Regions from separate parts of the Homo sapiens genome. Here all the other regions are linked to region 1. Evidence: read pairs that join two places in POLR2A ChIA-PET (ENCODE). Cell type or tissue: CD4-positive, alpha-beta T cell. All regions are shown on one strand. Links, peaks and the distances in the headings refer to the core of each region. The heading gives the core; the rest is flanking DNA. Region 1 overlaps FOXN2 (forkhead box N2). Region 2 overlaps FBXO11 (F-box protein 11). Region 3 overlaps FBXO11 (F-box protein 11).

Evidence for each region. Peaks named below come from ENCODE experiments on the same cell type or tissue, not always from the same donor. Only the 100,000 strongest peaks of a DNase experiment are listed, where the experiment ranks them.
Region 2: POLR2A ChIA-PET joins it to region 1 with 5 read pairs; 5 of 35 experiments call an interaction of 5 or more read pairs at or near these places.
Region 3: POLR2A ChIA-PET joins it to region 1 with 6 read pairs; 3 of 35 experiments call an interaction of 5 or more read pairs at or near these places.

Annotation. Positions count from the first base shown.
Region 1 is chr2:48,334,584-48,345,489 of GRCh38, forward strand. All of the region lies in intron 2 of FOXN2 (forkhead box N2), which reads left to right. It also overlaps the pseudogene RNU4-49P. Among named protein-coding and RNA genes, the nearest start is that of FOXN2, 25 kb to the left of the region's middle. RefSeq lists a silencer at 9,704-9,763. In CD4-positive, alpha-beta T cell, for the core only: no CTCF peak of the experiment used is centred there; a DNase peak (open chromatin) is centred at 4,798; H3K4me3 peaks cover 380 bases; H3K27ac peaks cover 1,226 bases.
Region 2 is chr2:47,856,406-47,867,311 of GRCh38, forward strand. All of the region lies in intron 1 of FBXO11 (F-box protein 11), which reads right to left. Among named protein-coding and RNA genes, the nearest start is that of FBXO11, 45 kb to the right of the region's middle. In CD4-positive, alpha-beta T cell, for the core only: CTCF peaks have their summits at 1,604 (motif pointing right) and 1,804; a DNase peak (open chromatin) is centred at 1,616.
Region 3 is chr2:47,842,729-47,853,634 of GRCh38, forward strand. The region is part of intron 1 of FBXO11 (F-box protein 11); the gene reads right to left. Among named protein-coding and RNA genes, the nearest start is that of FBXO11, 58 kb to the right of the region's middle. In CD4-positive, alpha-beta T cell, for the core only: no CTCF peak of the experiment used is centred there; no DNase peak of the experiment used is centred there.

The sequences.
Region 1 (10,906 bases), core at 1,505-9,504:
TTAAATGCATCAGTGCTCTGGCGCAAAGGGGAGAGTACTTAGGCCAGGCTGAATTCTGAATCTGGCTATTGCTTTGAGGATATTTGCCAAATCAGGTGAGCTTCTCTGTTCATGGCTTTGTGGGGCTCAGGGATCAGGAAGCAAAGCCTAGACCCAGTCAAGATGGAGCATTTAGCAGGAAATAGTCTTCCTCATTAATTTGGAGCCCCATTGTACTGTACCTTTATAAGAGTGATATAGAAATTATTTCCCTTTATGCCCCCAGGGTTTCTACAGAGAAATTTTCTTCTAGAATATTACTGCAAATCGAAAAAATGTCACTGAAAATGTGCTACCACAAACCAGCTCTCACACTAGTTTGCAGCATAAATTCACACTAAACCTTAAGAATTTAAAATGATCCTGGGCTGTTACTACTCCCAAGGGCCTGATAAAACCTAACATATAATCATCATTATCAAAGAATTCCCATTGGTAAAGTTCTAATGAAAATAAGTGGCTTATAATAAAAATTACAGGCCATCCAAGGAAAAAGGCACAATATAAGAGAATCATTTGAGTCAGATGTGCAAATAGTTCACGTTTTGGAATTATCAGATGTAAAATAGAAAACAAATACGTTTAATATGTTCAGTAACAGGCTTAAAAATGAAGAAAAGAGCAAACATGTTGAAAAGGAACCAGAAGTTTTAGAAATGAAAATAGTAATTGAAATTAAAATTCAGTGGATAGGTATAAAAGCAAATATGCTGTTGAAAAGTTAGCATAATGAAAGGTAAATCTTAAGAAATTTAGACCACAAGATAGACAAGAAATTGGAAAATATAAAAGAGGTTAATAAAGGGAACATTTTTAAGAGAAAAGACAGATTACCTCCAAAGGAATATTCAGGTTTCGATAACAGTAATGGAAATAGTAGTGGACTATGAAATGATATGCAAGACAAAATAACAGCGTAGAATTCTATAGCAAAAACATGTTCATACAAATAAAATGTGAAAGTTCAGTGACAGACTATTTTTTAAGCAGAAGTAAATGATCAGAAGTAGAAAATCTGAGATTTAAGAAGAAATGATCAAAGACGGTGACAATTATATAGGTGAATAAAAGTGGACTCCATAAATAATAATAGCATCTTATGAAGTTAAGAAAAAGCTATATTGGCTGGGCACGGTGGCTCACGCCTGTAATCCCAGCACTTTGGGAGGCTGAGGCAGGCGGATCATGAGGTCAGGAAATAGAGACCATCCTGGTGAACACGGCGAAACCCCATCTCTACTAAGAATAGAAAAAAGTTAGCCAGGCGTGGTGGCAGGCGCCTATAGTCCCAGCTCCTCGGGAGGCTGAGGCAGGAGAATGGCATGAACCCAGGGGGCAGAGCTTGCAGTGAGTGAACATCGCACCACCGCACTCCAGCCTGGGCGACAGAGCAAGACTCTGTCTCAAAAAAAAAAAAAATAATAAAATAAAAAATAAAAAGCTGTATTATAAACCAGGAGAAGGTGATTGGAGCTAGCATTTAAAGGACTTTTTATTGTTGCTTGGCACGGTGGCTCACGCCTGTGATACCAGCACTTTGGGAGGCCGAGGTGGGCAGATCACTTGAGGTCAGGAGTTCAAGACCAGCCTGGCCAACATGGTGAAACCCAGTGTCTACCAAAAATATTTTTTTAAAAAAGCCGGGTGTGGTGGTGCACGCCTGTAGTCTCAGCTACTCAGGAGGCCGAGGCAGGAGAATCGCTTGAACCTGGGAGGGGGAGGTTGCTTTGAGCTGAGATTGTGCCACTGCACTCCAGCCTGGGTGACAGAGCAAGCCTCAGTTTCCAAAAAAAAAAATATATATATATGTATATGTGTGTGTGTGTGTGTGTGTGTATATATATTTATTTATTTACGAGCAGACTAAAGATAACTGGATTTTTAGAAGTATATATCAAAATTTATAAGGTGACATTTCAGTGATAGAAATATGTATATAATTTCCACACTAGTAGAGGATTAAAAAAAATGGAATGAGAAAAAAGAATCATTCCAAAGAAGGCAAAAAAAGAAAGAGAAAAATTAACATGGAAAGAGCAGGATACCAAAAAGGATGGTAGAAGTAAATCCAAATACATGTATGCCTTTAAAAACAATATTCATGTATATGGGGTTTAGGATAGAGACTACAAGGAAACAAAGGAAAATGTTGAAAGTAAAATGATGGAAAAACATACACCTGGCAATTTTTTTTTTAATTTTAGTGTGTACATAGTAGGTGTATATATTTATGGGGTACGTGAGATGTTTTGATACAGGTATGCAATGTGAAATAAGCACATCCTGGAAAATGGGGTATCCATCATTTCAAGCATTTATCCTTTGAGTTACAGATAATCTAATTACATTCTTTAAGTTATTTAAAAATATACAAATAAGTTATTATTGACTATAGTCACCCTATTGTGCTATCAAATAGTAGGTCTTATTCACTTTTTTTTTTTTTTGTACTCATTAACCACCCCCACCTCCCTCCCACTAATCCTCCACTACCTTTCCCAGCCTCTAGTAACTATCCTTCTACTCTTAGACGTTCATGATTTCAATTCATTTGATTTTTAGATTCTATGAATAAGTGAGAACATGCGACGTTTGTCTTTCTGTGTCTGGCTTATTTCACTTAACATGATCTCCAGTTCCATCCATGTTGTTGCATATGATTGGATCTCTTTTTTTTTTTTTTTTAAAGTGAGACGGAGTTGTCTCCCTTTGTTGCTTAGGCTGGTGTGTAGTGGTGTGATCTCAGCTCGCTGTAACCTCCACTTCCCGGGTTCAAGCAATTCTCTTGCCTCATCCTCCCAAAGTAGCTGGGACCACAGGTGCACACCACCATGCCCCACTAATTTTTGTGGGGTTTTTTTTTGGTACAGATGGGGTTTCACCATGTTGGCCAGGCTGGTTTTGAACTCCTGATCTCAAATGACCCGCCCACCTCTGCCTCCCAAAGTGCTGGGATTACAGGTGTGAGCCACCACGCCTGGCCTGATCTCATTCTTTTTCGTGTGTATATGCACCACATCCATTTCTTTCGTTGATGGACACTTAGGCTGCTGCCTGACTAATATTAATGGAAAGAAAGCTAGTATATAATTTCAAATAGACTTAAAGACAAAAAGAATTGATACATAATGGGAAATGGCTAATTTGGCAGGAATATATATGTTTTAAAGTTACATGCAATTAATAACCATAGCCACAAAATAAAGCAAAAAATTAACAGATGTACAAGGAAAAAATTGAAAAGTTTTTCCAGTATAGCAGGAGATTGTAATATATCTGCCTTAGTATTTGATATAGAAAGCAGACCCCAAAAAAAGATTAGTAGGAATACAGAAAATTTAAACAGTGCGATTAACAAGCTTCATCCAATGGACATATATTTCATCCATGCACCATAGAAACATCAAATGAATCATTATGAAAATTAATCATGTACTGGGCCATGAAACAAGTTTCAACAAATTTCAGAGAATTGATACCCTATACACTGTTATAATACCAACTCAGTTAAGTTAGAAATAGGTAACACAAAAAAACTTCCTTTATCACATGGAAACTAAAAAAAGTTTTCTCGATATCTCATCGATCAGAGAAGAAATGCTGGAAGTTGGCCTGTTCTTTAGTAGGAGATGTTAAATCATACCTCAGGTTTGCTTGCAGCAAACAAAAAACTGAGAAATGGCCCAGATAAAAGGCCTTGCATTCTTAACAGGTGAGAGTGTGCAGGGATGCTAAGGACTGATGGTGGATAGGTTCTCCTAACAGGAAGGATGCCATTTTTTTTTTTTTGAGACGGAATCTCGGAATCTTGCTCTGTCGCCCAGGCTGGAGTGCAGTGGCGCGATCTCAGCTCACTACAAGCTCCGCCTCCTGGGTTCACGCCATTCTCCTGCCTCAGCCTCCCCAGCAGCCGGGACCACAGCCGCTCGCCACCAGGCCCAGCTAATTTTCTGTATTTTTAGTAGAGGGGGTTTCACCGTGCTAGTCAGGATGGTCTCAATCTCCTGACCTCATGATCCGCCCGCCTCTGCCTCCCAAAGTGCTGAGATTACAGGCATGAGCCACCGCGCCTGGCCTGAAATTTTTAATAAATGGTGCTGGAACAATTTTATGTTTATATGTGAAAGATGAAATTGGATAAAAAATACATGTATACATTTTTGGTGAGTTGAAGATTTAAATGTAAAAGGCAAAAATTATAAAACAAACTGTAGACCATAAAGAAAAGGGTTAATAAATTCTACCATATGAAAGTAAAGAAATTTCTTACTAAAAGCAACCAATAAAGAGATTGAAAAGACAAGTCATCTACTGGGGAAAGATATTTGCATCACATATAAGTTATTAGTATCCAAACATTACAAATCATTAAGAAAACCCATAAAAAAATGGGCACAAGGCTTCAATAGATACTTTATGGAAGAATAAATCCAAATGGCATATGTATAGATATATATTCATAGCTATATGTTCATATATATCTATACATTCATATTCTATATATCCATATACAGATATATATGAATGAATAAAAAGGTCTTCTGCCCTGTTACTAGCCTGGGAAATGCAAATTAAAACTGCAAGGAGATGCAGTTTCAGAGTTGATATGGTCTGGCTCTGAGTCCCCACCCAGATCTCATCTTTAATTGTAATCCGAATTGTAATCCCCAAGTGTTGAGAAGGGGCCTTGTGGGAGGTGATTAGATCATGGGGGTGGTCCCTTCAAGCTGTTCTTGTGATAGTGAGTTCTCACAAGATCTGGTGGTTTTATAAGGGGCTTTTCCCCAGTTTGCTCAGCACTTCTCTCTCCTGCCACCATGTGAAGAAGGACATTTTTGCTTCCCCTTCTGCCATGATTGTAAGTTTCCTGAGGCCTCCCCAGCCATGCAAAACTATGAGCCAATTAAACCTCTTTCCATTATAAGTTACCCAGTCTCGGATATGTCCCTCTAGCAGTGTAGAAACGGACTAATACAGTAGTCATCAGATTGGCAAAAACAATTTTGGCAAGTACATGAAGCATTTGGTATATACACTCCTGGTTAGTGGTAACTGATTCAGCATTTTTTGGTAAGCAGTTTGTCATCAATTAAAGTTGAAGGCTATTCTGTGACCAAATAATTCTACTTCTTGACATATGTTCAACTTTTAGATGTATACTCAAGAGAAATTTCTGACACTTGTATACCAGGTGATATGAACAAAGACTTCTATAACAGTAGTACTTGTAATAGCCCCAAACATAAACAATTAAATGTTCCTTAAAAGTATAAGAAATTATTGAATATTCATAAAATGGAATACTAGTCTCTGTAAAAATGAATTACTGCTACAATAATGTTAATGAATTCGATGGGGGAAAAAACAAGTCTCAGAATGTCTTCCATATAATTTAATTTTATGTGATGTTTAAATGTGGAAGGCTAAGTAATGTTTAAGGATTCTAACATCTGGGAAAAGTATAAAGAAAAAACCTTTTGTTAACTCGGTCTTTAATCAGTTAAAAGTGTGGAAAAGTAAGTCAAAATTCTGATTGGTTAAATCAACATTTTGTGTTTAGTAGGTTTCTTAGTTATTTTGGGCAAAAATGGCTATCACTGTGACACATCTAATTCTCTGTAATGCAGCATATTATGTTTTAGGTAATGCTGAAAATTCTGTGGCTTTGTTTCCCTTTTCTTATGTAGTCTCTGAAGCATTTCTCTCTTACCAATGTTAATACCAACCTAAGCAAAAATGCTCTCCTATGACCTTTTGGGAAATGATCAGAGAATTCCAATACATAATTTTATATTTCTTATCCTAGAGTAGGATATCACTATAACATTGAACGTAATATGCAGATGTGCAAATCTCTGTTAGACACCTTAGGAGATGCATGAGCTGCACAACTGTGAAAAAAAAAATAGTACATTTAAATCCGAAGCCTTCTTCTCAAGATACCGCCATGGCAGGCACACAGTCAAGCTCTAGATGGGTTCCAGAGTGATTGTACTGGGTTGGTTTGAACTCTCCACTTTTATTTTTATTCATTTTTCTTATTTTATTTATTTATTTATTGATGTCTCCATAGAGACTGTCAAAAATTGCCAGTGCTGACTATATCGCAAGTAATTGCAGTGGGGTATTGGGAAAAGTTTCCAATTAGCAATAATTGCACTCAGATAAACCTCATTGGCTACGATACTGCTACTGCACAAAGCTTGAACTCTCCACTTTTAAAATTCTCCTCGTGAATAATTTTTTTTCTTTTTTAGAATGTAGAAGATGGGAGCCTTAACACAAATGTGTACTTTGCTAAAGTGTATAGTACATTTATCTACTTTTTTGGATAGCAGTGTCTTGGCTTAGAAATTCGTTTATTAGTGGTTGTATTAATTACTTGGATTAAGCTAGTTATACTCCTAAAAATTAGAATACATTTTTTAAATCCCACATCATACTATTTTGGCCTTTTTTTTGAGTAATATTTGTTATGTATCACAATTTTATGTGGTTCATTGAAATACTGTTCTTAAAGGAGTAATAAAAAGAAATGTTACATCATAGGCCCAGGTTTCCTTTTATTTATGCATTTGGCTTTATGAAGCAAACTGACCATGCATATTATTAATGCTGTGCTAGTGAATGTTTTCATTTCATTTTAAGATGTAGTTTCTCATAAGACTATAATTTTTAAAATAAATAAAATAGAAAGTTTTCTTGATTTTATTGTGAAATATACAGATCTTTTTGTAGTAATATTGCATATTTATATATTCCTGAACACACTAAAATTGTGCACAGCTGATGGGCCAACTCACTCAAAAGTGAAAAATATGCAGCTTTGTAACCAGAATGCTAACAAAAATAAATCTTAATGAGAATACTAGAATATATTAAAACATATATGAAATTTGTCACAAACAAGTAATATGGTCAGTTTAGGATTTTAAAAAGAACATGAACACTGTGCAAGGAAGGGTTGAAGCTACAGGATGATGGATGCCAGGGTAAAATGCATAAAGATTTGGAAAGAAGAGCTCATTAAACACTTCCAAGAAAGAGCATGTGGCCAAGCTGTGCCAAGAGGAAGAACATGGGTTGAATGAGAATTGTGTACCGTACTGTCTTTTCAGCAGCTTGCTGCTTTCCACTGTGTTAGCCTATTTCGGGTTCAGCTGTTGTTGTTTGGTAGTACAAAAACATAGGCTGAGAAGAATCATGTACAAACCAATATGACTTACATTATACTAAAATCATTCCCTTATTTACCAATGGGCTAATTCGTGTTATGGAAAAGGTTTGTAACAGAACAAGCTGTACTAAGAATATAAGAGGTGGCTTCTGTTTTTGACTTGAGCTCTCTGATAAGTCCATGACCTTTTTAAGATTTGATTTTTGTGTGTGAAATGGAAATACTACATCTAAAAATAATGTAGTACAGCCTTTTCTCCCTTGAGCTTATTGTTTTAATTTTAAACTATAAAAATAATAAGCACATTAAAGAAAAATTGGGAAATAGAACAACAAAGACAAAAATTAGTAATATAAATCACCGTTTTCTTTTTTGTATGTATTTTTTACTTTTTCACTGGTTTTTATAAGCTTTTTAATTTATTCACATTCTTCAAGTCAGTAATTTTTAATGGCTACTAAATATTAGATTGAATAGTTGGGCTTTAGTTTACCATTTCTCTGTTATAGAAAATGTAAGTTGTTTATAGTTTTCCATTATCTTTAATAATTCTTGGATGAATATCTGTGTGTCCCTCCACACATCGTGGGTTGGGAAGGGAATATCTTTTTCCCTACATAAGATTATTTCACAAAAGTGACACATTTGGAATTGTTGGGTCAAAGAATGAAATTTTTAATAATTCGTGATACACATTTCCATTTAGCTTTCCGAAATGGCCCTAGGTCCTTGCCCAAAATTGTTTATTTTATATTTTTTAAAATAAGTTTTTTATATAATTTTTTAATTTATGTATTTGTTTGCTATTTGTATTTAATATGTGAGAAAAGATCATTTGCCTGTTTATCCATTGTGGTGGACTTGGTGTTCCAAATGGATAGTGCTCTGTCTACGGTCATAGCACCCTGAACATGCCTGATCTCATCTAAGTGGATAGTGCTCTAAAGTGTTCTATAAGGATAGTTTATAAACGGCTTTTTTTCCTTCTTGAAAACACAATGACAGTTCAAACCTTACTAAGATAATGTCAGCACTTGGTTTTTAATAATGTCAATACTTGGTTTTTAAACTTTGCTTGGATTAACACTCTGTAACTCTTTGGCATATTTTGCTGCCATACTATTTCTTTACATCTTAATGAAATTTTTTTGTAAACTTGTAATTCAGAGGAATAACATACTTGCAACCATTTAAATTACTTATGAGAAAATTTAGTCAATAGTTATCAGGAGACTGATTTTTGAGTATGTTACGTTAATAAAACTCACTATTTCTGTTTTAAGTAGTATTGATAAAAATTCAAGTTTCTTGAGCGATTGAGAGTGACTCTAATGGCCAGAAATTTGAATATTGAACTTAGCCTCGTTTATAATTTTGGCTCCACTTTTTATTAGCTTTAGAACCTTAGGGAAATGGCTTACTTCATTTCCATTTCCTTATTAACAATGAATTTCAGTTTTTTTTATTGTTACCATTTAGGATGTTTCCTACCATTAAGGATTCATTTCCAAAATAAATTAACTCTTCAAGGCAGTTAGTGCACCTTTTTGCAGAATAGACAAATAATTTGTATTATGAGTTCATTTCCATCTGAAATAATTATGATTTGAGTGTCTACTCATACTCAACATTTTGAAAAGATTCATTAGGAATGCAAAAGTAAAAAACTCTTATCCCAGCTAGGCATGGTGGCTCATGCCTGTAATCCCAACACTTTGGGAAGCTGAGGCAGGAGGATTGCTTGAGGCCAATTGTTTGAGACCAGCCTGGGCAACCATAGCAAGACTCTGTTTCTATAAAAAAAATTTAAAAATTAGCTGGGCATGGTGTGTGCCTGTAGTCCCAGCTACTTGGGAGGCTGGGGCAGGAGGATCGCTTGAACCCAGGAGGTGGAGGTTACAGTGAACCATGATATCGCCACTGTACTACAGCCTGGGTGACGGAGTGAGACCCTGTCTCTTTAAAAAAAAAAAAAGACTCTTGCCTCCTCATGGAATTCACAGTTGGAAAGGAAGGGCATTTATTGAACTAAGGAGTAGTTCAGAGTAAGTAGAGATGATGCATTTTAAAGCCTATGACATAGAATCTGTAATGTAGTAAAATCTCAGCAAATGTTAGCCACTGCTGTTTGGTACTTTCTAATTTCTAGATGTAATGGAAGATAGATGGAGATTTAAGTGACAAGGCAAAAGTGAGACATTAGAAATTAATCACTCCCTTCTTTAACTGAACACTGGGTACACTAAAGAGTGGTTTTTTGTTTGTTTTTTAAGGAAGCAAGACATTATTCAATTCTCATTCGTCATGTTTTTAAGTCTCTATGAATAGAGAGACTTTGATAAAATGAATAATTTGGTCACTTACATAGTACAGGATATCAGTTCTGAAATACATTGTGTGCTCATATATGTGAATGTTTATTTATGTGTGGTTTTCATAAGAGATTGAAACAGAAACCAAATCCGTTATCGTTTGATCTTTTCCTTTTTACAGTGTTGTGATGTTTCAAGTTATGGGTGCACAGGAGAGAGATAAGAACTGGATATGGAAAGAATGCTGTTAAGATTTAAAATGAATAGGATTTGAGTCATTGGTGCTCATGGGTGTTGTGTACATACTGTTGCCAGCACATATTGTGGTTAGAGTTTTGTTTCTGGAGTCAGTCTGCCTGGATTTAAATTCTGACAGTTCCACTTACGCTTAACCTCTCTGATTAATTTTCCTCATCAATAAAGTTGAATTAATAATAGTGCCTACCTTATAGGGTTTAATTGACAGTTAATTGAGATATCATATGTAAATTGTTTAGCACAATGCCTGGGCACTAAAGTATTATCTAAGGCTGTTGCTAATGGAGTGCTCTGAGGCTAACTACTTCTGGTGGTAGCTCCCAGAATCCAGATAAACTGTTCTACATCTAAAATTAACTAGTTTTCTCTTTTACATAACTGACATAAAAAGTAGAAATAAAATTAGCCGGTTTTCAGAATTCTTGAAGTAACCTGCCATCTATGTCTTAAGCAAAACAAACTCTGGAGGTACCCCCCCCCCCCAATTATTTCAGTTACACAAGCATAAGTGGGTTGAATAGGATAATAGTCGGTTTTTCACTGAATTTAGAAATGAGTTATCTTTATGAGCCATTGAAAATTAATTAAATAGCACATTAGCCTGTTGCTTTCTTCTCTGGTCTGTTATTGTCTCATGATAAAGTTTTTGAATAGAAGGGTGTTTAAAGTGCAAAACAAAAATAATTTGAGAAAATAGAAATGAAAAAAGAATAGTAACAGCTATTTTTCGCTCTCCTTGAAAGTACAGGGACAGTTCATACCTTACTAAGAGAATGCCAGCCTTGAAATGTCAGTACTTGAGATGATATAGAATGCAGAGTTTAAAAGTACTGGGATTTTAAAAAGAAATGATAACTTATAGTGAATTTAATTTAGCTAATGATAAATTTAGTGAATAAGAAGTGTTATCTTGTTAGACTTACGGAAGTATAGAGTAGAATGGTTGGTAACCAGATATGGGTGGTGGGGGTAGGAGGAGGGTGTAGGGAAGGGGGAGATGTTAGTCAAAGAGTACAAAGTTCTGGTTACACAAGAGGAGTAAGTTCTAGTGACCTATTGCATAGCATGATGACTGTAGTTAATAATAATGTATATTTCAAAATTCCTAAAAGACCATTTA
Region 2 (10,906 bases), core at 1,111-9,110, 480 kb before region 1:
CAAAGAGAAGGAATCCCATGATAAAGGGTATAAAATAGGTCCAAAGAAACCAGTATACATTGGAAGAGGGCTCTGGGAATGAAATGTCCTTGAAAAAAAGTTATAGATTAGATAGTAGGAAACTTGGAAAAACTTGAGGACATAAAAGGCTGTAAGTGGTATGTAAAAAAGAATCCATCAAAACAGCTAGAAATAATCTTTTGAGTGGCCTACGGACAGTTGTATCAGTTAGTGGAGAACAAAACATAATTTTAGCACATATTCAGCACTATAGAGGTAAAATGTCCATATTCGTAAGGTGAACATTTACTTTTTAACTTCAACAATCAACCTACATATAAATCAATGAAGAAAACTTCACTAACAATAGGATAATTATATTATCAACTGTGATAATGAAAATGTAGAACTGAAACAGTACAATGTAAAAGGCAAGAACCACGAATGTCGTAATACAAAGGACGGAGTCTACAGATATTATCCAAGTTGAAGAAACATAAAATTAAGCTTTAAGTATATGATTTAAAGCTATACTGGGATGAGTTGGATGGTAAGAATGTTGTATGTAGACCATCACAGCAGAAATCAATAGACAATGTTTAAATGTGATAATGGGATAAACTCTGAGCAGCCAATATAGACATTACACTATTTATGCACAGAAACTCATCTACTTTAGTCAAAGTTCACCACTCAGGATCTTTACTTTGCACACAATTCTTTTAATTAGGGCACCAGATTTCCAAGTCTGCATACCTAACAGTGCATGTGGATTTACTAGAGATTATAAAATCAGTATACAAACTGCCCCATAAACAAACAACACACCATTTGTTTGGAGAGAAAAGATATACACAGCCATTAATGAGCAAGAAGGTATTTTTTTTTTTAAATCAGCAGAGACAGGGTTTTGTTTTGTTGCCCAGGCTGGTCTCAAACTCTTGGCTTCAAGTGATCCTCCTGCCTCAGCCTCCCAAAGTGTTGGGATTATAGTCGTGAGCCACCACACCTGGCCAGAAATTTTATGGTCTCATACAGACATACATATAGCTATACTATATATGCAACCAGATCATGTGAGACAAGTAAAGACTACAAATATAAAATAAGATGCTGTATCTGCAGTACAACTGATCTACATAGAAGCTTAGAAAATCAATAAAAATAATCATGGGGGGTAGATTTCATAGCAGGGATAGGGATGTGGTTTAGGGGTAAGATAAGGACAGACCATGAAACATGAAAAACTACATGTTCAGAGAGAAGGGACATTAACAAATGAGCAAAGCTAACTCAGGAGCTTTGTCACGAGAAGTCACAGTAAACTCGAGAAGGAAGTCTTCAGGAACTCAAAGTCATTGAATGAATATACAAAACTGGCAGACGCAGGACTACAGAAATATTTTTTAGGCAAGCCTGTTTCTTACCATCAAAATTACAAGACAGCCTTTGCAGCTGGAAATACAAGAATCATAAGGCAGACGCAGCAGACTTTTAAAAATCGCCATTATTTTGTCCTTTATATGGGCAAATATATATATATACACACACACATACATATATTTCAAATCTTTACCAAAGTAGATGAAATATCGCATTAAAGAACAGCAGATGGCGCCAAAATATCTTTTTAAAAAAATCATTGCCTTGGGTCACTATAAAAGAGCGTAAACTAGAAAAAAAAATACAAATTATCCAAGTTTTATTTTTATTTTTTTGAGGCGGAGCCTCACTCTGTTGCTCAGGCTGGAGTGCAGTGGCGTGATCTCAGTTCACTGCAACCTCTGTCTCCCAAGGTTTCGCCATGTTGGCCAGGCTGGTCTTGAGCTCCTGACCTCAGGTGGTCCACCCACCTCGGCCTCCCAAAGTGCTGGGATTACAGGCGTGAGCCACCGTGCCCAGCCCACTTATCCAAGTTTTCATGTAGTAAATCTACAGACTGATGTCAATAACAATGTTCTAAAGCATGAGTACTTAATGAAAAACATAATACAGGCCAGGCGTGGTGACTCACGCCTGTAATCCCAGCACTTTGGGAGGCCAAGGTGGGCAGATCACCTGAAGTCACGAGCTCAAGACCAACCTGGCCATCATGGTGTATCCCCGTCTCTACTAAAAATACAAAAATTAGCTGGGCATGGTAGCACATGCCTGTAATTCCAGCTATTCAGGAGGCTGAGGCAGGAGAATCCCCTGAACCTGGGAGGCAGAGGTTGCAGTGAGCTGAAATCATGTCATTGCTCTCCAGCCTGGGCAACAGAGTGAGACTCTGCCTCAAAAAAAAAAAAAAAAAAAGAAAAGAAAAATGAAAAACATAATACAAATGCAAAAACCTGAACTGACTTATCTAGAAAAAGGGTCGGGCGCAGTGGCTTATGCCTGTAATGCCAGCACCTTGGGAGGCCAAGACGGTTGGATCACGAGGTCAGGAGTTCAAGACCAGGTCAACATGGTGAAACCCCGTCTCTACTAAAAATACAAAAATTAGCTGGGCGTGGTAGCCCGCGCCTGTAATCCCAGCTACTCAGGAGGCTGAGGCAGGAGAATGGCTTGAATCCGGGAGGCGGAGGTCGCAGTGAGCAGAGATCGCGCCACTCTGCACTCCAGCCTGGGCGACTGAGCAAAACTCTGTCTCCAAAAAAAAAAAAAAAAAGAAAAGAAAAGAAAAGAAAAAGTATTAATAGCTATAAAATTAAAGGAATTCATATCAACATTTACTTCAACTCTTAATGGCACTAACAGAACTAATGAGCAATACAGGTAATTTAAAGCCACTCTTCAGAGATACGTATTTCCTTTCTTGATTCTAGGATGCGATGTATAAGCAGAAACACTACAATAAAATGTACCCAACTAATCTGAAGATCATCCAGAGTTCAAAATATTAAAATACAAAAATAAAAAATGAAAAAAAATTAAGGATTTAGAGAACTTGTGCCAAAGTCAATGGTTCGCTTTTATCATGATATTGGAGTTAAGACTGAATTCAATTTCAGATGTCTTGGAGGATTTTTTAAAAAAAGATTAAACTAATTTCACCGATTGGTGCTGTGAAGAGAGGTTGGGAAAAACTTGGCAAAGATTTAAAAGTAACAGGCTCTAGATGATTTACATACATACACAAAAAGAGTATATTTCCATAAATGGATGAGACCTCAAGAAAGATTCTCTTCCAATCCCTTGTATACAAACAGCTGAAGCTTTACTCTTGTCTTTCTTATTTGCAGCCCTCAAAGTGTTTTCACAGTTACGCTTTCAAGGTAGCTGGGGGGTTTACACCCTTCAAGCACTGAAACAGAATTTTAACTTTAATCATTTTGATTAAAAATATTTCCAAACCCAATTATGTTGTCTTTTAAGACAAGGATATTCTTAAAATAATATTAATACTTTCATATTATAAGATAATCATTAGGATCATGAAATAGTCTATTTTTTTGTGCTAGGATGAGACCTGAGATTGAGGCCCCATTTATCAGTACCAAGCTATTTTCTAGAATAAGTTATCCTAAATGCTTAGTTTGAGATTCTCATGAAAAGTTCATAGATTTTCCCCCCTTTCTTGCTGTCATGTTGCTGTTTCTAGCTGTCCATGGGCTAACTATAAAATCCTCTCTTCTCTGATAAACCGATAAAATAAGCTTAGGAGACATGTCTGTTTTTAAAGTAAGAGTAAACGGGCACTAAATGAGAGCTTAAGAGGTTTTTTCCAAGAAAGAACATGGGTTTTAGAACTATGCTATGCTGCTCAGAAGTCTTTATTGCTTCTGTTTCTTAGTGTTAAATGAAACTGCTGGGCACTTTATTCCAAATAGTTAAACTACTCATTTTTATCACTGTGCCCTGACTAGCTAACTCATTTGCCAGAGAGCACAGAACCAAAGAATCTCCAACAGCCAGGGCATGAGAAATTGGCTATATTTCACATGGCTAGCTAATAAATTTAAACAACAATTATGAATGTAAGTTTTCAATCCTTAGCCTTAAGAATTATTTTACCCTGGATTTTTTTTTTTTTTTTTGGAGACAGAGTCTGGCTCTGTCGCCCAGAGTGGAGCGCAGTGGCACAATCTCGGCCCACTGAAACCTCCGCCTCCCAGGTTCAAGCAATTCTCCTGCCTTAGCATCCCAAGTAGCTGGGACTACAGGTGCATGCCACCACGCCCAGCTAATTGTATTTTAGTAGAGACAGGGTTTCACTGTGTTGCCCAGGCTGGTCTCGAACTCCTGAACTCAGAAAATCCACCTGCCTCGGCCTCCCAAAGTGCTAGAATTACATGCGTGAGCCACCACGCCCAGCCTACCCTGGGTTATTAACTAAGGCTAATCAAAACTTTTCCCTGCAGGAGAGAGAGAGAAAGAAAGTCAAACCAGTCACATAGAATAACTGTGTTCCACTGGAAAATAGGAAAAAAAAAAAATCAGTTGTTTTCCCCTATTTTTTTTTTTTTTTTTTTTGAGACGGAGTTTCACTCTCGTTGCCCAGGCTGGAGTGCAATGGCGCAATCTCGGCTCACTGCAACCTCCACCTCCCGGGTTCAAGTGATTCTCCTGCCTCAGCCTCTGGAGTAGCTGGGTTTGCATTTTTAGTAAAGTCACTACGTCCAGCTAAGTTTGTATTTTTAGTAGAGATGGGGTTTCTCCATGTTGGTTAGGCTGGTTTCGAACTCCCAACCTCAGGTGATCCACCCGCCACGGCCTCCCAAAGTGCTGGAATTACAGGCATGAACCACCACGCCTGGCCTTCCCCTATTTTTAAGTCTTAAACTGGGAAGTGTAGCCGTCCTCAAACTTAGTTGTACACTGTGTACACTTATGTATCTTGTAAAAACATATACATCCACACTTCCTATGGAGTAGATATTGTAATTGACTTCATAATATTCATTCTATCCCATATGAATAGTCTGACCTTTTTTTTTTTTTTTTTTGAGACAAGATCTTGCTCTGTTGCTCAGGCAGAAGTGCAGTGGCACAATCATGGCTCACTGCAGCCTCGATCTCCTGGGCTCAAGTGATCCTTCCACCTCAGCCTCCCAAGTAGCTGAGCCCACAGGTGCATACCACCATGCCCAGCTAATTAAAAAAATTTTTTTTGGAGAGATGGTGTCTTGCTGTATTGCCCTGACTGGTCTTGAATTTCTGGGCTCAAGCAATCCTCCCATCTCAGCCTCCTGAAGTGCTGGGATTACAGAAGTGAACCACAGCACCCAGCCCATTTATGGTGACTCCATACCCTAGGATTGGCAGGTCCAAGCCAATGTGGCCCAATGAGACACAAGAAGTTAACTTGCTTGGTTTTGGCTTCTGGGAAAGAGACGTCCTTCTCTCTTTTTTCCTGATAGATACAAACAAGGATGACGGATGCATTATTTACAGAAGGCAGCCATCCTAGGTCCTTAAGGAGAACTAACCTAAGGCCCATGTTGGCACAATGAATAGGGCACAGCTAAGACAACAGCAGAAAATCAAACACAAAACTTCTTGTCATGTAAGGTTAAGTTTTTTTTTTTTTTCTTGAGATAGAATCTTGCTCTGTTTCTGTTGCCCAGGCTGGAGTGCAGTGGCACAGTCTCAGCTCACTATGACCTCTGCCTCCCAGGTTCAGGTGATTCTCCTGCCACAGCCTCCCGAGTGGCTGGGATTACGGGCGCACGCTACCATGCCTGGCTAATTTTTTTTATTTTTTATTTTTAATAGAGATGGGGTTTCACCATGTTGGCCAGGCTGGTCTCAAACGCTTGACCTCAAGTGATCTGCCTGTTTCGGCCTCCCAAAGTGCTGGGACTACACAGGTGTGAGCCATCGTGCCTGGCCAGTTTTCTTATAGTTTAAGCCAATTTAAATCAGATTTAAGTTACATCCAAAAGCATCTTGAAATTTGAAAAAGCTCCGCTGTTCAAGATACATAACCAGGGTTGAAAGCCATTGGGACTAGAGCAGTAATAGCCTGAAATTCAAAAGAAATGAAACAAAGGGCGGGTGATATGAAGAACTGGAAAGGAAAATGAAAATAAGAATCAAAATCTAATCTGTGAGGCAAACTTTTTATTTTTTATTTTTTTAAGAGATAATGTCTTGCTATGTTGCCCAGACTGGTCTTGAACTCCTGGGCTCAAACAATCCTCCTGCTTCAGCCTTCCAGAGCAGCTAGGACTATTGTGCCACCACGCTTGGCTAAAAGGGCAAATGTTTAATCATAAAAATGTAAGTGCAAATCTCAAAATATGCACAATGTATAATTCTCTCTCTGGATCATCTTTTAGCAGTGATCACCACAGTACAAGTACATAAATGCTGTATAATAACTATAACAAATCTAAGAACAATTAGCCCAAAGACTTACAGCAGCTTCAAAAACGTTTTCAGCCGGGCGTGGTGGCTCACACCTGTAATCCCAGCACTTTCGGAGGCTGAGGTGGACAGATCACCTGAGGTCAGGAGTTTGAGACCAGCCTGACCAACATGGTGAAACCCCATCTCTACTAAAAGTACAAAAATTAGCTGGGTGTGGTGGCGCATGCTTGTAATCCCAGCTACTTGGGAGGCTAAGGCAGGAGAATCGCTTGAACCCCGGAAGTGAAAGTTGCAGTGAGCTGAGATCGCGCCATCACACTCCAGCCTGGGTGACAAGCGTAAAACTGTGTCTCAAAAAAAAAAAAAAAACAAAAAAACAAAAACAAAACAAAAAAAACCACCATACACACACAAAACAAAACGAAACAAAAGTTTTCCCCTTGCCTTCAAATCTATTTCAATATAGAAAATAAAACCAAAACATTGTTGTTAGGTTAGCTCAACATATAGTAGTCTCAAGTTAAAAATGCTATAGGAGAGCTAATGAGCTAATTATTAAATTAGAATTCTATTTACACTTTCTTGTTAGGAATAATCACTAGTTGATTTTATAAAAGATATTCTGCTTTCAGGCCAACAGAGAAACAGAATTAAATAAAAATATACTTTAATGTCTACAAGTGCTCTTAAACAGCTCGTTTACATGGCTCTGAAACAACACAGCTAAAGAAAACTTAAGCGAAACCTATAATCAAATCATAAAGGCATTAGTTTAATAAACTCTTCTTTAAAGAAAGGGTCTACAGACAGCTCCTAATTTATGAAGTACCTAAATAAAAGTGGTAACTTTATTTCAAAAGTTTCCCCTAGTTCTCACTAGACCTAATATTTTGGGGTTATGGCATAACAGTTTTTCAAGGAATTGGTTAAATCTGAAGAAATATAGCATCCTCCTCTAGAACACAAAGGCCGGGTGCGGTGGCTCATGCCTATAATCCCTGCCTACGGTGGGCAGATCACTTGAAGTCAGGAGTTTGAGACCAGCCTGGCTAACAGGGTGGAACCACATATCTACTAAAAATATAAAAATAAGCTGGGTATGGTGGCACATGCCTGTAATCCCAGCTAATTGGGAGGTTGAGGCAGGAGAATTGCTTGAACCCTGGAGGTGGAGGTTGCAGTGAGCCAAGATTGTGCCAATGCACTCCAACCTGGGAGACAGAGTGAGACTCTGTCTCAAAAAAAAAAAAACCAAAACCCCATAAAGACAAATCAATAAATCTAAAGCTGGATTTAGGGTTTTGCTATTTTGAACAAAATGGTAGTCAAGTTACAATACGGCATATGTGCTGGAATTTTTAATTTATTTCCATTAAAAAGCTGGTAATTTGGTCATGTTTACAAAGGCATGTGACTTCATTGATCTTCACAGTTATAAGACTAACATAACTATGGTAGTTAAACAGAATCCCTCCTAATTAAATGTTCCTATTCATTAAATATAAAAAAGCATTTATTAAGTACTCACGGTATTTCATGAGAAAACATATAATGAAAGAGACAGAAACTACCTTTGAACAACTCATAATTAAAGACAGGAATTGGCTGGGCGTGGTGGCTCACGCCTGTAATCCCAGCAGTTTGGGAGGCCAGGGCAGGCAGATCACCTGAGGTCAGGAGTTCAAGACCAGCCTGGCCAACATGGCAAAACCCCATCTCTACTAAAAATACAAAATTAGCCTGGTGTGGTGGTGCATGCCTGTAATCTCAGCTACTCGGGAGGCTGAGGCAGGAGAATTGCTTGAACCCGGGAGGCAGAGGTTGCAGTGAGCCAAGATCTCACCACTGCACTCCAGGCTGGACGACAAGAGTAAAACTCCATCTCACAAAAAAGACAAAAATAAACAAGAATCTAGATTAAATAATGGTAAATAAGAGACTAGATTTAATAAATTATTTATGTTATAAACAAACAATAGAGGCTCTGTCAAGATGAATAAAAGTCCACAGAGGTCAGGTAAATCACTAACTTACTCACTAGGGCAATGACATATCTATGAATTAGGTATTTTCACCCACATCAAGTGACAGAATTGAAAAGAAGCAAAGCCTTGAAATTTACTTCTACTAAATGAATCAACATGTATTATAATAGTCTATTTGTTATGTGAGACAAGAACACTCTTTCCTCATTTATTTGCCAACAATACTTTAAGTAAAATATTAGTGTAACACTTGACAAGACTTTCATTCTACGTGTACAAACAAAACACCTGGGCGCTTGTTAGTTTAAACCTATTTATAGAGTAAAATTTTCTTAAACTAAAAATTTCCTGAACTGTTTCCTGTTTCCACAGGAATTAACAGAGTTGTGTTAATTGTAGATATACATGAACCACAGTGTCTGGCAGGTAATAAGTGCTCAATAAATACCCATCAATAAACAAACTGCAGCAGAACCTGATTGTATCTTTGTGACAGAAACTGCTATCACCCCAAATCTATTTACCCCTTCGGTGATAGAACCCAGATTTTAACCTGCACAGATGAACATCTTGAATAAAGCTCACATTTCTCAGCTGCTCTTATTACTGAGTTGGCCATCTGACTAGGTTTTGGCCAATGGGCTACATGGCCAATGGGCTACAGGTGTCCTGTATGACTTCTGAGATATGTTCTAAAAGAAAGAAAGAAGGCCCTTCTTCACCCTTTCTGCTTCCTGCTAGAAAGAATGTTGGAGAGTGAACAAATAGTTTGAACCATAAAGGCTGTGTTTACAGACTGCAGACTAATAAATAAAACAGGGGCCTAGGTCCCTAATGTCATAGTGGAGCCTTCATACCAACTCTAGATGCTTACCTGTAGACTTTCATCACAACAGAGAGGAATAAACTTCTATCTTGTTAAACAACTGTTGTTTTGGGTTTCCTGTCACTCTGGCAGATCTAATTTTAATTAATAGTCATACAAAGTAAAAACACTCTACATTTGTGTAAAAATCTTAAATAAATTTAAGACACTGGTGGAAACAACATGGGATATTATTAGAGTCAACAAAATGTGTTCAAATACCAGCCCCAATACTTAGCTATATGATTGTGGGCAGACACTCAGCCTCATTGAGCCTCAGTTTCCACATGGGTAAAATGGCAGAAAAATATTTACTTCTGAGAACCACTGTGAGGATTAACTATGATAAAGGGAGAAAGAAGGAAACAAAGGAAAAACAAATAATCAGCAAAGATACTTTTAAAAACATTAGCTGGGGTCAGGTACAGTGGCTCATGCCTATAATCCCAGCACGTTGGGAGGCTGAGGCAGGAAGAATCACTTGCAGCCAGGAGTTCAAGACCAATCTGGGCAACATAGCAAGACTCCCATCTCTACCGAAAAAAAATTGGCTGGGCATGGTGGCACACAACTGTAGCAGCTACTTGAAAGGCTGAAGCAGGAGGAACTCCTGAGCCCAGGAGTTTGAGGCTGCAGTGACCTAGGATCTTGCCACTGCACTTCAGCCTGGACAAGTCAGACCCCTTCTGCTTCAAAAAAAAAAAAAAAAAAAAAAGTGGGAAAGGGAAATAAAAATGATTCAAAACCCAAAAATAACGTGGAAAGCAGGTAATTCAAATACACTCTATCTCATCTTTTATAACATACAACATCTACAAAATGAGGGTGCTGTGTTACAGGGTATCTAAAAGTTCTTCCAGCACTAAAAAACTGCGTCCCAAAATGATGTGTTCTGTTACACATATCTACGCTAGCAAGTTTGTTTTTTTTTTTTTCTTTTGAGACGGAGTCTTGCTCTGTCGCCAGGCTGGAGTACAGTGGCGTGATCTAAGCTCACTGCAAACTCCGCCTCTCGGGTTCAAGCGATTCTCCTGCCTCAGCCTCCCGAGTAGCTAGGATTACAGGCGCGCACCACCATGACCAGCTAATGTTTATATTTTTAGTAGAGATGAGGTTTCACCATGTTGGCCAGGATGGTCTCGATCTCCTGACCTCGTGATCTGCCCACCTCGGCCTCCCAAAGTGCTGGGATTACAGGCGTGAGCCACTGCGCCCGGCCTATGCTAGCAAGTTTTCCTAAAACCTTTCAGCTGCATGTCACTTTGAGAAAAAATACCCACCCTCCAAACATACTTTGATAACAGCCAGGATTCTCCATGATGAGCCTTGATCATCTTCAGACTACTTTTAAATATGAACACTGTTCTGACTCTGCAAAATGTTTTGTGTTCTCTGGCATCTTTTATATGTACTCAAAAACAGAGTTGCAATATCTAAGAATTAAGGCCCTCTGATGATACTCACAACTTATAAATAAGCTACCTGAAAACTAAAAATCTAATTGCTCCCAGGTTCCAGATTTTGTCTAACATTGCTTCATTTAATTAATTGCTTTAATTACTTAATTTCATTATTCTCTCCTCTCTTTATTGGTACAGTGCAGTATCAGTCAGATAGGCTAGTTTAAGCTGCAGTAACAAATCCCGAAAATCTCCAGTCTAGCTTAAAACAACAAAGATTTATTTGTTGTTCACTTTACATGTTTATCCTGAGTTAGTGAAGAGCTCTGCTCCATAGAATCATCCTCCACTGGAACTCA
Region 3 (10,906 bases), core at 1,490-9,489, 490 kb before region 1:
GATTAACATCACTTTCAAATGAAACTTGGAAAAACAAGTAAATTTTTCTTTAAAAAAAAAAAAAAAAAAAGATACAGGGTCTCACTTTGTCACCCAGGCTGGAATACAGTGGCACAATCATGGCTTACTGCAGCCTGTATCTCCTGGGCTCAAGCAGCCCTCCCACCTTGGCCTCTCGAACAGCTGGAACTGCAGATGTGAACCACCACACCTGGCTAATTAAAAACAACTTTTTTTTGTAGACACAAGGTCTCACCATGTTGTGCAGGCTAGTCTCAAAACTGCTGAGCTCAAGTGATCCTCCTGCCATGGCCTCCCAAAGTGATGAGATTATTATAGCTGTGAGTCAATGTGCCCAGCTTGTAAATTTTCCATGTACTGCAGGAATCACAAAAAGCAGCCAGTATGATACGCCTAGGCATTTGTGGAACTCTCTCCCTTTGAGGTCTAATATGTGTAATTCTATAAATGTTTGTATATTAATAATATGACCAGTAAACGTCCTATGTGTGCTTGAAAGGAACATCAACACTAATTTTTAGAGTAGGGTTTAAACATGTCTAAAAAGATCTAGCTTGTTAATTGTGTTGTTCAAATAGTCTCTATGCTTACATTTTTTCACTTTTGTTGAGGGTGGTGGTGGTTTATTCATTGGCTTCTGAAGGAAATGTGCTGAAATCTCCCACCATATTTGTAGTTAATCTTTTTTTTTTTTTTGCCTGCAAATTTTTGCTTTATGTGCTTTGAGACAATATTATTTGGACACACAGATTCAAGATAACTATTTCTTCCTGGTGAATTATTCCATTCTTCATTATGTAATTAATGGCTTTCTTCATCATCTTCATTATGTAATGGCTTTCTTCATCACTAACAATGCTTTCTGCCTTACAAATCTATTTTTGGTCTATCAGCTTTCTGTTTTGGTTTGTGTCAGTCTAGTATTTTTTAAATCCTTTATTTTCAATTTCTTACTTTTATGGATTACATTTTAGATTTGCTGCTGCTTCTTCTTCTTCTTCTTCTTTTTTGAGATGAGTCTTGCTCTGTTGCCCAGGTTGGAGTGCAATGGCGTGATCTCGGCTCACTGCAACCTCTGCCTCCTGGGTTCAAGCTATTCTCCCACCTCAGCCTTCCGAGTAGCTGGGATTACAGGCACGCGCCACTACGCCCGGCTAATTTTTGTATTTTTAATAGAGACGGGGTTTCACTATGTTGGCCAGGATGGTCTCGAACTCCTGACCTCAAGGTATCTGCCTGCCTCAGCCTCCCAAAGTGCTGGGATTACAGGCATGAGCCACTGTGCCTGGCCTAGATTTGCTTATTCTTAACCATTTATTGCTAGACTTTTGCTTTTCAGCCAAGGCAAGAGTATCTGTCTAATCTGTAATTTAACCCATCTACTGCCAATTTCCATGATTATATTTTTAATTTCTAAAAGTTAATTTTTTCCAAGTTTTACTGTTTCTTTTTCACACTGATCTATTACCTCATTGCTTCATTTCCTTCTTTTATCCCTTCAATCATTTCACTCACATTTTATATTCTCTCTTAGATTGTTCTGTCATTGACTTTGTTCTTGAGTGAGCATTTGACTAGTGGGCACTTTTTCTAATCTCTATGCGTAATTAGGGAAGTTATTTCAGGCTCTAGGCCACATGCCTGGGTCTTTGTTTCAGATATATTTTGAAAAGGCCCAAGGCCATATATCCTATCCCCATATGTGCAATAAAATTCAACCCCAGACCCCTTAGAACATATGCAGGACCAAAAGCCCCCTGTGCTATATACAGCAACACTAGCTCCCGCTTACTGTTCTGATTTTATTTCTCTGATTTCTGATACCTATGAATTTTCCTCCTCTTCTTTCCTTCCTTAAAAGTTTAGTTATATGTTTATAGTTTTGTTCTTAATGCGTATTTCTTTTGTTCGTTTTGTTTTTGAGACAGGGTCTCACTCTGTCACCCGGCTGGAGTGCAGTGGTGGGATCTCGACTCACTGCAACCTCCGTTTCCCTGGCTCAAGCAATTCTCCCACCTCAGTTTACAGGTGTGCACGCCACCATGCCTGGCTAATTTTTGTATTTCTGTAGAGACATGGTTTTGCCATGTTGCCAAGGATGGGTCTCAAACTCCTGAGCTCAAGTGATCCGCCTAACTTGGCCTCCCAAAGTGCTGGGATTACAGGCATGAGCCACTGTGCCCAGCCCTTATTACATATTTCATTTTGATATGTTTGTAGTATGCATGCATGTGGGTTAATGTCTCTATCAGCTTGTTTGCCATTTCCTTCAGTAGTCAGTCCAATTCTACAACACTCAAAAGTACATTCTCAAACTTTTCATCCTATACAACTCCCTCCTCCTTTCCTCACCTTCACCTTCTTAAAATCTGTGGACCTTATTACTACAGACACCCACCCACCCCACCCTGGAATCCTTTGCTTCTCACCAAAGACACAGCAAATAGTAAAGACTGAAAAGTAAGGAATTCAGAGGTCCTAACAGGAAAGAGAAGGTGCTAATTAATTCATTTGCATCCTAAAATGTACAGCAAATAAATTCAAGAAGCTACATGATTTAAGTCATGAATACCACAGAAATCTCAACTTCCCACTTGTAAACACTGTCCTGAAGTGCTCATGAGTTATAAAATCACTGTTTTGAACTCTGCGCTGAAGAATATGTGCTAATTTCTACATAGTTCTCATATTAAATTACTACTGACTGTTCTGAGAATCAAGTACAGTGCCAGAAGTTACTTAAAAAGGGATCATTCTGGGAAGATAAGTTGGCTACTACTGTGATAAGCAGCAAAACAGAAAGCTTAAAAGAAATCTCTAGTCATTTGGGTTCGCTTCATCTTTTGAACTCCTGTAGTACTGAATATATACCGTATATACCTTACTATACCTTAGCTGCCTTATGTTATACTTACTTTTTTTATTATATGCCATATTTCCCTAACAAAATTATAAGCTCTGAGGGCGAGGCAGGGTAACAAGGGTGCCCTCTTTTATATTCTTCAGTGTTTAGCTTGGTGCCCAATCAGTACTCAATAAATACTGATTCCCATCAATGGAGAACCCTTTAATTTTACTCAATTCAGGGAGTTCTTCGTAGAAGCCATCACTAGTGGTGGCTTATCTCCTACTTTACAGGAAAAAAAAAAACCAAACAAGAACTGCCTTAACTTCCTTCCAACATCCAAATCCACAAATGCATTTACATGTAGATCCATTATTTTTTGTCCCCTCCTGAAATTATGGAGAAGTATTCCCCCAAAACAGACTTAGCATACATGAAACAAAAAATATTTGTTACATTAAATAAAAATGAATAAAGCCAACGATCCATGATAGATGCGGCAAACTGGCTCCAACCCAAGAAACACGAAATCATGGATTAGTTATGGTTTTGTGCCAACAAGTCTAAAAGCAAGACCTTAAAATAATTTTGGCCAGGCGTGGTGGCTCATGCCTGTAAATCCCAGCACTTTAGGAGGCCCAGGCGGGCAGATCATCTGAGGTTGGGAGTTCTAGACCAGCCTGGCCAACATGGAGAAACTCCGTCTCTACTAAAAATACAAAATTAGCCAGGTTTGGTGGCGCATGCCTGTAATCCCAGCTACTCAGGAGGATGAGGCAGGAGAATTGCTTGAACCTGGAAGAAGGCGGCTGCGATGAGCGGAGATCATGCCATTGCACTCCAGCCTGGGCAACAAAAACGAAACTGTTTCAAAAAAAAATTTTTTTTTAATTTTATGGTTTTCATTTTTATATCTAATAGAATATTATGCCAATGATTGTCAAGTTGTAATCAAAGACTTAAAAATAACCCTCTACCAAAAATGTTCAATTTTAACTATAATTCACAGAAAAATTTAGTTAGAAAAAATGTTCTAGACCAGAAATGTCCACCAGAAATAGAACGCAATCCACATATGTAATTTAGCTGCATTAAAAAATAAAACAGTGAAATTTTAATATACTTAACATATTAAATCTGAAATATATCATTTCAATATGTAAATATAAAATTATTACTGAGATAATTTACATTTTTTTCATACTAAATCTTTGAAAATAGTACGTATGTGTAACACAGCATGCCTCTATTCAGACTAGGCATATTTCAAGTGCTCAAAAGCCACATGCAGCTAGTGGCTACCCTTAATTGGACAATGCAGACACATACAGTCACTTATCACTTAAAGACAAGAATACGTTCTGAGAAGGCTGGTCGTGGTGGCTCACATCTGTAATCCCTGCACTTTAGGAGGCCAAGGAGGCACTTCATCTGAGGCCAGGAGTTCAAGACCAGCCTGGCCAACATGGTGAAACCCTATCTCTACTAAAAATAAAAGAAATCAGCCAGGTGTGGTGGTGGACACCTGTAATCCCAGCTACTCAGGAGGCTGAGCCAGGAGAATTGCTTGAACCTGAAAGGTGTAGACTGCAGTGAGCCGACATTGTGCAACTGCACTCCAGCCTGAGTGACAGAGTGAGACTCTGTCTCAAACAAACAAACAAAAAGAAATTAAGCACTTAGGCTATAATGGTATAGCCTACTGTTCCTAGGCTGTAAGCCTGTGCAGCATGTTACTGTACTGTACTGAACACTGTAGACAATTGTAACACAATGGTAAATAACTGCCTATCTAAAGAAAGTAAAAAGGTACAGTAAAAATATAGTATCATGGCTGGGTGTGGTGGCTCACGCCTGTAATCCCAGCACTTTGGGAGGCCAAGACGGGAGGATCATTTGAGGTCTGGAGTTTGGGACCAGCCTGGTCAACATGGTGAAACTCTGTCTCTACCAAAAATACAAAAATTAGCAAGGCATGGTGGCATACGCCTGTAGTCCCAGCTACTCAGGAGGCTAAGGCAGGAGAACCGCTTGAACCCAGGAGGTTGCAGTAAGCCAAGATCACACCCACTGCACTCCAGCCTGGGTGACAGAGCGAGACTCTGTCTCAAACGAACAAATAAACAAAATATGGTATCATAATTTTTTGGGACCACCATCATATACAGTCTGTTGTTGATGAAAACATTGTTATGTGGTGCGTGACTGTGTTAGACAGACTGTGTGTGTATATAAAAACACACACATATGGCCAGGCACAGTGCTCATGCCTGTAATCCCAGCACTTTGGGAGGCTGAGGCGGGTGGATCATGAGGTCAGGAGATTGAGACCATCCTGGCTAACACGGTGAAACCCCATCTCTACTAAAAATACAAAAAATTAGCCGGGCGTGGTGACGGGTGCTTGTAGTCCCAGCTACTCGGGAGGCTGAGGCAGGAGAATGCTGTGAACCCGGGAGGTGGAGCTTGCAGTGAGCTGAGATCGCACCACTGCACTCCAGCCTGGGCGACAGAGCGAGACCCCATCTCAAAAAAACAAACAAACAAACAAAAAAACAACCAAACACACACACACATATATATCTTTCACTAAACCTTTATCAGTTCTCTTAAAGCAGAGATCCCCAACCCCGGGGCCAGTTAGGAACTGGGCCACCCAGGAGGTGAGTGGTAGGCGACCAAGCAATACTGCCTGAGCTCCGCCTCCTGTCAGATCAGCCACAGCATTAGATTCTCATAGGAGTGTGAACCCTATTGTGAACTGCACATGCGAGGGATCTAGGTTGTGCACTTCTTATGAGAATCTAATTATGTGGTGCATGTCTGATGATCTGAGGTGAACAGTTTCATCCTGAAACCACCCACCCCTCTGAGTCCGTGGAAAAACTGTCTTCCATAAAACCAGTCATTGGTGCCAAAAAAGGTTGGGGACCACTGTCTTAAAGGATAAAAAGTTAATACGCAATTTAAAAGTATGCTATTTGCACACACATATATAATATCAAAATTTATTTTATAATTTCTAGATTTTACTACAAATCCTATGCTATAAATACACTACAATCTTCACTATTAATAGGAACCACAGAAATAAGTAAAGTCTTCTGGAAAATAAACATGTTTCTTTAATTAAAAAATAATCTCTGACATCTTTGATAATAAATGTAGCACTGAAAATTTATTTTAGGATTCAAATAAGATTCCTAACTGTCTTGACTCTATTTATTCTGAGCCTAGCAGAATACCTTTTTATATACCCTTTACCTTGAAAGTTTGCAAAAAATTATACTATTGATTGGCTGGGGTTTAAAGTCTACACATTTTAGGTTATAAAGTTAAGAGTAGTTTATGGAATTTAATTGACAGAAGTTTTTTTCCCCACAAATACACAAATTCCAATTTACTTACCCATAGTCACAGATCAGATTGGAAACTTAGGCAAATCTGTGCGACTAACAACTTTGTGTTTAGAAACAGCTCCCAGTCTCATGGCGTAAAGGAACCACACTTGACAACTGTTTCTAACACAGTTGGAAACTACCACAGCTTTTCTCTAACTGCTAAAAAAATTCACAAATGGAAATCAAGATAAAATTTAAATACTTATAAAGTTACATGGTTTACTTAAAATTTAAATATTTTATAATAGAGATCCCAAAAGTAAAGTTATAATTAAAAAAACTTTTTAAAAGCTTGACTTGCTGTAAGCAAATGTTTCTGATTTTATAGTTACATTTTAAAATTATTTATTTAGGATACTGTTACATAATACTTCCATTAATGTATTCAGTTATTAACACACATACGTTCTTACACTGAATTTTTGCCACCACAGGATCATTATACTTAAAATGACTTAAAAAATGTGCATTTTCGTTACTTAGTAACAATCTTCAAAAGCCAAATCTTGCCATGGACTGTGCTAGGTATTGGTGACACAGGTCAATCAAACAGAATATTGTATTTGCTCTTCAAGAGCCTAAGAGACAGACAACTAAACAGGCAGTAATAATGCAGTGTGTCACATGCTGATAAGGTTAAGCAGAAAGTATTGAGGGAATATTTAAGAACATCTAATCCAATCTTAGATGATGTGGGTATTGGTGTAAGATTTTCTGAAGAAAGTCCAAGCTAAGAAATGGATGACAACTGAGAGTCAGTTATGCAGAAGGAATAGTGTGTGTGAAGACCTGAAGGTGCTCATCTCCAGCACAGGTATCAAGGAACTGCCAGCTGCTCCATATGTATGGCTATACTATGTAGCAGAGGCCAAATTATAAAGGCTATTACAAACACTTAAAATAATTTAGACCTTATCTTAAAAACAAAATATGGTCACTGAAGGGTATTAAAAAGAACAGTAATGTGTTCTGATTTTGGTTTTAGGAAGATCACCCAAACAATGCAAAAACAACTGGAAATGAATAGCACTGGTGGCAGGAGACGAGTAAGGGAGCTACAGCACAATACAACTCAGAGAGGAAGATGGCTACAGTAATAAATATGGAAGAAATGGATATATGAGATACAAGATAAAGCTCATAAAACTTGATGAGTGGGTATGGTGGGCTGGGGGTGGAGAAGAGGTTGGAACCAAATTAATACTGATTTGGGCAATCCAATGGATGGTGGTGCCATGTACTAAGGCAGTGACTTTGGAGATTGAAGGTGGGGAAAAAAGATGAGTTAAGGGTTTCAATTTTGAGTTTTGAGGTACCTGTGAGACATTCAAGTGGAAATGCCCAACATAAAACTAAATATGTAGATCTCAAGCATTAGTGAGTCATTTGGGTTGGACATAAATAAGAGAATTTTGTCACTCAGAAAATACACTACACTAGGAATGGGGAGTCAGAAAGCATAGACTAGCTATCATAGCTATCATAATGTACATATGGTACAATACTGTTTCATGGTAGACGTGCCATTCAATTTTTGAGAGGCAGCCATATGATGTAAAGTGGACTATTAACTGTTGATGTCAAAATTAACAATACTCTATATAGAAAATGTCCACAGATTCATGAATTTGAAATGAATTTAAAAAATAAGTAAAAAATGTCTGTGGGCCCAGAATTGACCAAAGTTCATAACTTTAGTTTGATTAAAAGAAAATCTCCAACTGACAACTACTAATTCAAGGATTAAAGTCTCTTGAGAATAGCTTAAATTTTAATTCTTTCCTGTTATGTATCACGTTCTGTTCTCCCAAGACATTTTCTCTCATTGCTTTTGGGAAAAGGAGTGTAAAATAGTCTCTCCCCAGAATGGAACATTTAAAAATGTTTTCTTCCATTCTCATATTTGTTCCCCTAGTTTTTCACGTTCAATATTTCCTAAGAGTCAAAATTCATAAAATACATACAATAATTTTCTATTTTAACAAGCAAGAAAAAATTTTTTAAAGTTAGTAACTTCCAAAGATTTAAAATACTTAAGTTCAATCCAAGTTCAATTGGACAATGTAATTCAAAAGTAGTGTTTATGTCCAAGGAGAAACTGATATGGCCAGAGTTATCAAATATATCATTAATTCAAGAACAGAATGACCATAGCCCCAAATTAAGTCAAACCTAGCTTTAGCCTAACCTTGGACTCACAGACGTTATTAACTAAATGCTATTAATTTTTTCTTTTCTTTTCTTTTTTTGAGACAGAGTCTCATTCTGTTGCACAGGCTGGAGTGCAGTGGTGTGATCTCGGCTTACCACAACCTCTGCCTGCCAGGTTCAAGCGATTCTCCTGCCTCAGCCTCCCAAGTAGCTGGGACTACTAATTTTGTATTTTTACCACGCGTGGCTAATTTTTGTATTTAGTAGAGATGGGGTTTCACTATGCTGGCCAGGCTGGTCTCGAATTCCTGACCTCATGCTCCACCCACCTCAGCTTCCCAAAGTGCTGGGATTACAGGTGTGAGCCACCGCGCCTGGCCTATTAATTTTCATCTGTTTGCTAGTCATTGTGAATATGAAGGTCCATCACTGAGGGAACTGTTCTAGTAGGGGAGTGAGATATGTAAACAAATAAAGCAATATAGTAAGTGCCATACCAAGGACACACACAGGTGTTATAAAAGTATAAAACAGGACACACAAATCGTCATACGCACACAGTTTAAAAGAAAACAATTTAGCCTGTCCCTAATGTATTTTCACATAATATTTAGAAATTTCTAGAAATGTCTTTAGTTTATGGGCAAGGAGTTTAAGAGCAAGAGTGAAGTATGAAAAGCAAAATGAAAATATGGCTATATTCTTATAAGCATTAAATCCTTAACCTTTCCTTTGTGAATTCACACAAGAAACAACTTTTTTTAATACAGAATGCTTTACAAATTTGTGCGTCTATCTTGGGCAGGGGCCATGCTAATAGTAGTCTCTGTATCAAGCAACCAATTTTTTTTTTTTTTTTTTTTGAGGCTGAGTCTTGCTCTGTTGCCCAGGTTGGAGTGCAATGGCACTATCTTGGCTCACTGCAACCTCCACACCTGCTTCAAGCAATCCTCCTGCCTCAGCCTCCCGAATAGCTGGGATTACAGGCACCTGCCACCACACCCGGCTAATTTTTGTATTTTTAGTAGAGACGGGGTTTCGCCATGTTGGCCAGGGTGGTCTCGAACTCCTGACCTAAGGTGATCCACCTGCCTCGGCCTCCCAAAGTGCTGGGATTACAGGTATGAGCCACTGCGTCTGGCCAGCAACCATTTTATTGAAAGAAGAAAAACGGACCTCACCAGAGAGAGAAAAGGATGGAGAGGGGGCTCAGCATCATCAGCTCTTTACCAGTCCCATACTTTGACTATAATTTGTGGTACTGCAACATGATTTCTAGTAATGTTTTTTACAAATCAAGTAATCACCCGACAAGAAAGGTATTAATTTGTTCTACTGACAGGCAGTTCAGGCCATTAAAGTTAAGTGAAATGCTTAAGGTTAGAAAGCCAATAAATGGTAGCAAAATAATTTTTAAGTCAATGGACTCTAGATATGATGTTTTTATTTTTACTTTTCACTACTAAGTAATTTGGGTGTCTTTTAAAACTTTATTGTATCAATACAAATGATGATGGATGATAATAATGATAGTAATTCAAATAAATAGTGCCACTACTGCTAACAGTGTACCTAACACTTACTGAAAACCTACATGTACAGGCACTACTGTTTCAAGTGTTTTATACGTGTATCAACTCATTGAATCCTTGCATCAACTTCATAAGGGACATATTATTATTCCTATGTTATTGATGAGGAAACCAGGCAAAGAGAGGTTAGGCAACTCACACTAGGTCACACAGTATTAAGCAGCAGAGGCAGAATTTTAAATCACATGGGTAAGCTCCAGAGCCCCCTACTCTTAATCTCTGTTATACAATTAATTTTGCTAAATAATATTGGATATATTTATTAGGAGTATATTAGCCTATAAAAGAATACCATGGAACAGGACATAAACCTTTTGGAAATGTTTAATTTGAAGAATTTTTTTTTTTTTTGAGATGGAGTCTTGCTCTGTCACCCAGGCTACAGTGCAGTGGCACGATCTTGGCTGACTGCAACCTCCGCCTCCTGAGTTCAAGCCATTCTCCTGCCTCAGCCTCCCTAGTAGCTGGGATTACAGGCACTCACCACCAAGCCCAGCTAATCTTTGTATTTTCAGTACAGACGGGGCTTCACCACGTTGGCCAGGCTGGTCTCGAACTTCTGACCTCGTGATCCACCTGCCTCGGCCTCCCACAGTGCTGAGATTACAGGCATGAGCCACCGTGCCTGGCCCAGGAATTAAAAAAATAATAATAATACTTTTACATGTCATATTTTATTCAAATATATAAAAATACCAAAATATTAAATCAGATCCTTTATTTTATTAATAGGTAGCTCCTCAGATGTTTTAGTATTGTAAATAGTAGTATGTGGAGACAGTATAGCACAATGACTAAGGATACAAGCTCAAAAAAAACTGGCTCTTGGTTACATTCCTGGCTTAGTAGCCACCCTGTTATCTTGCATAAGTACCTTAGCCTCTTTAACTTAAGCT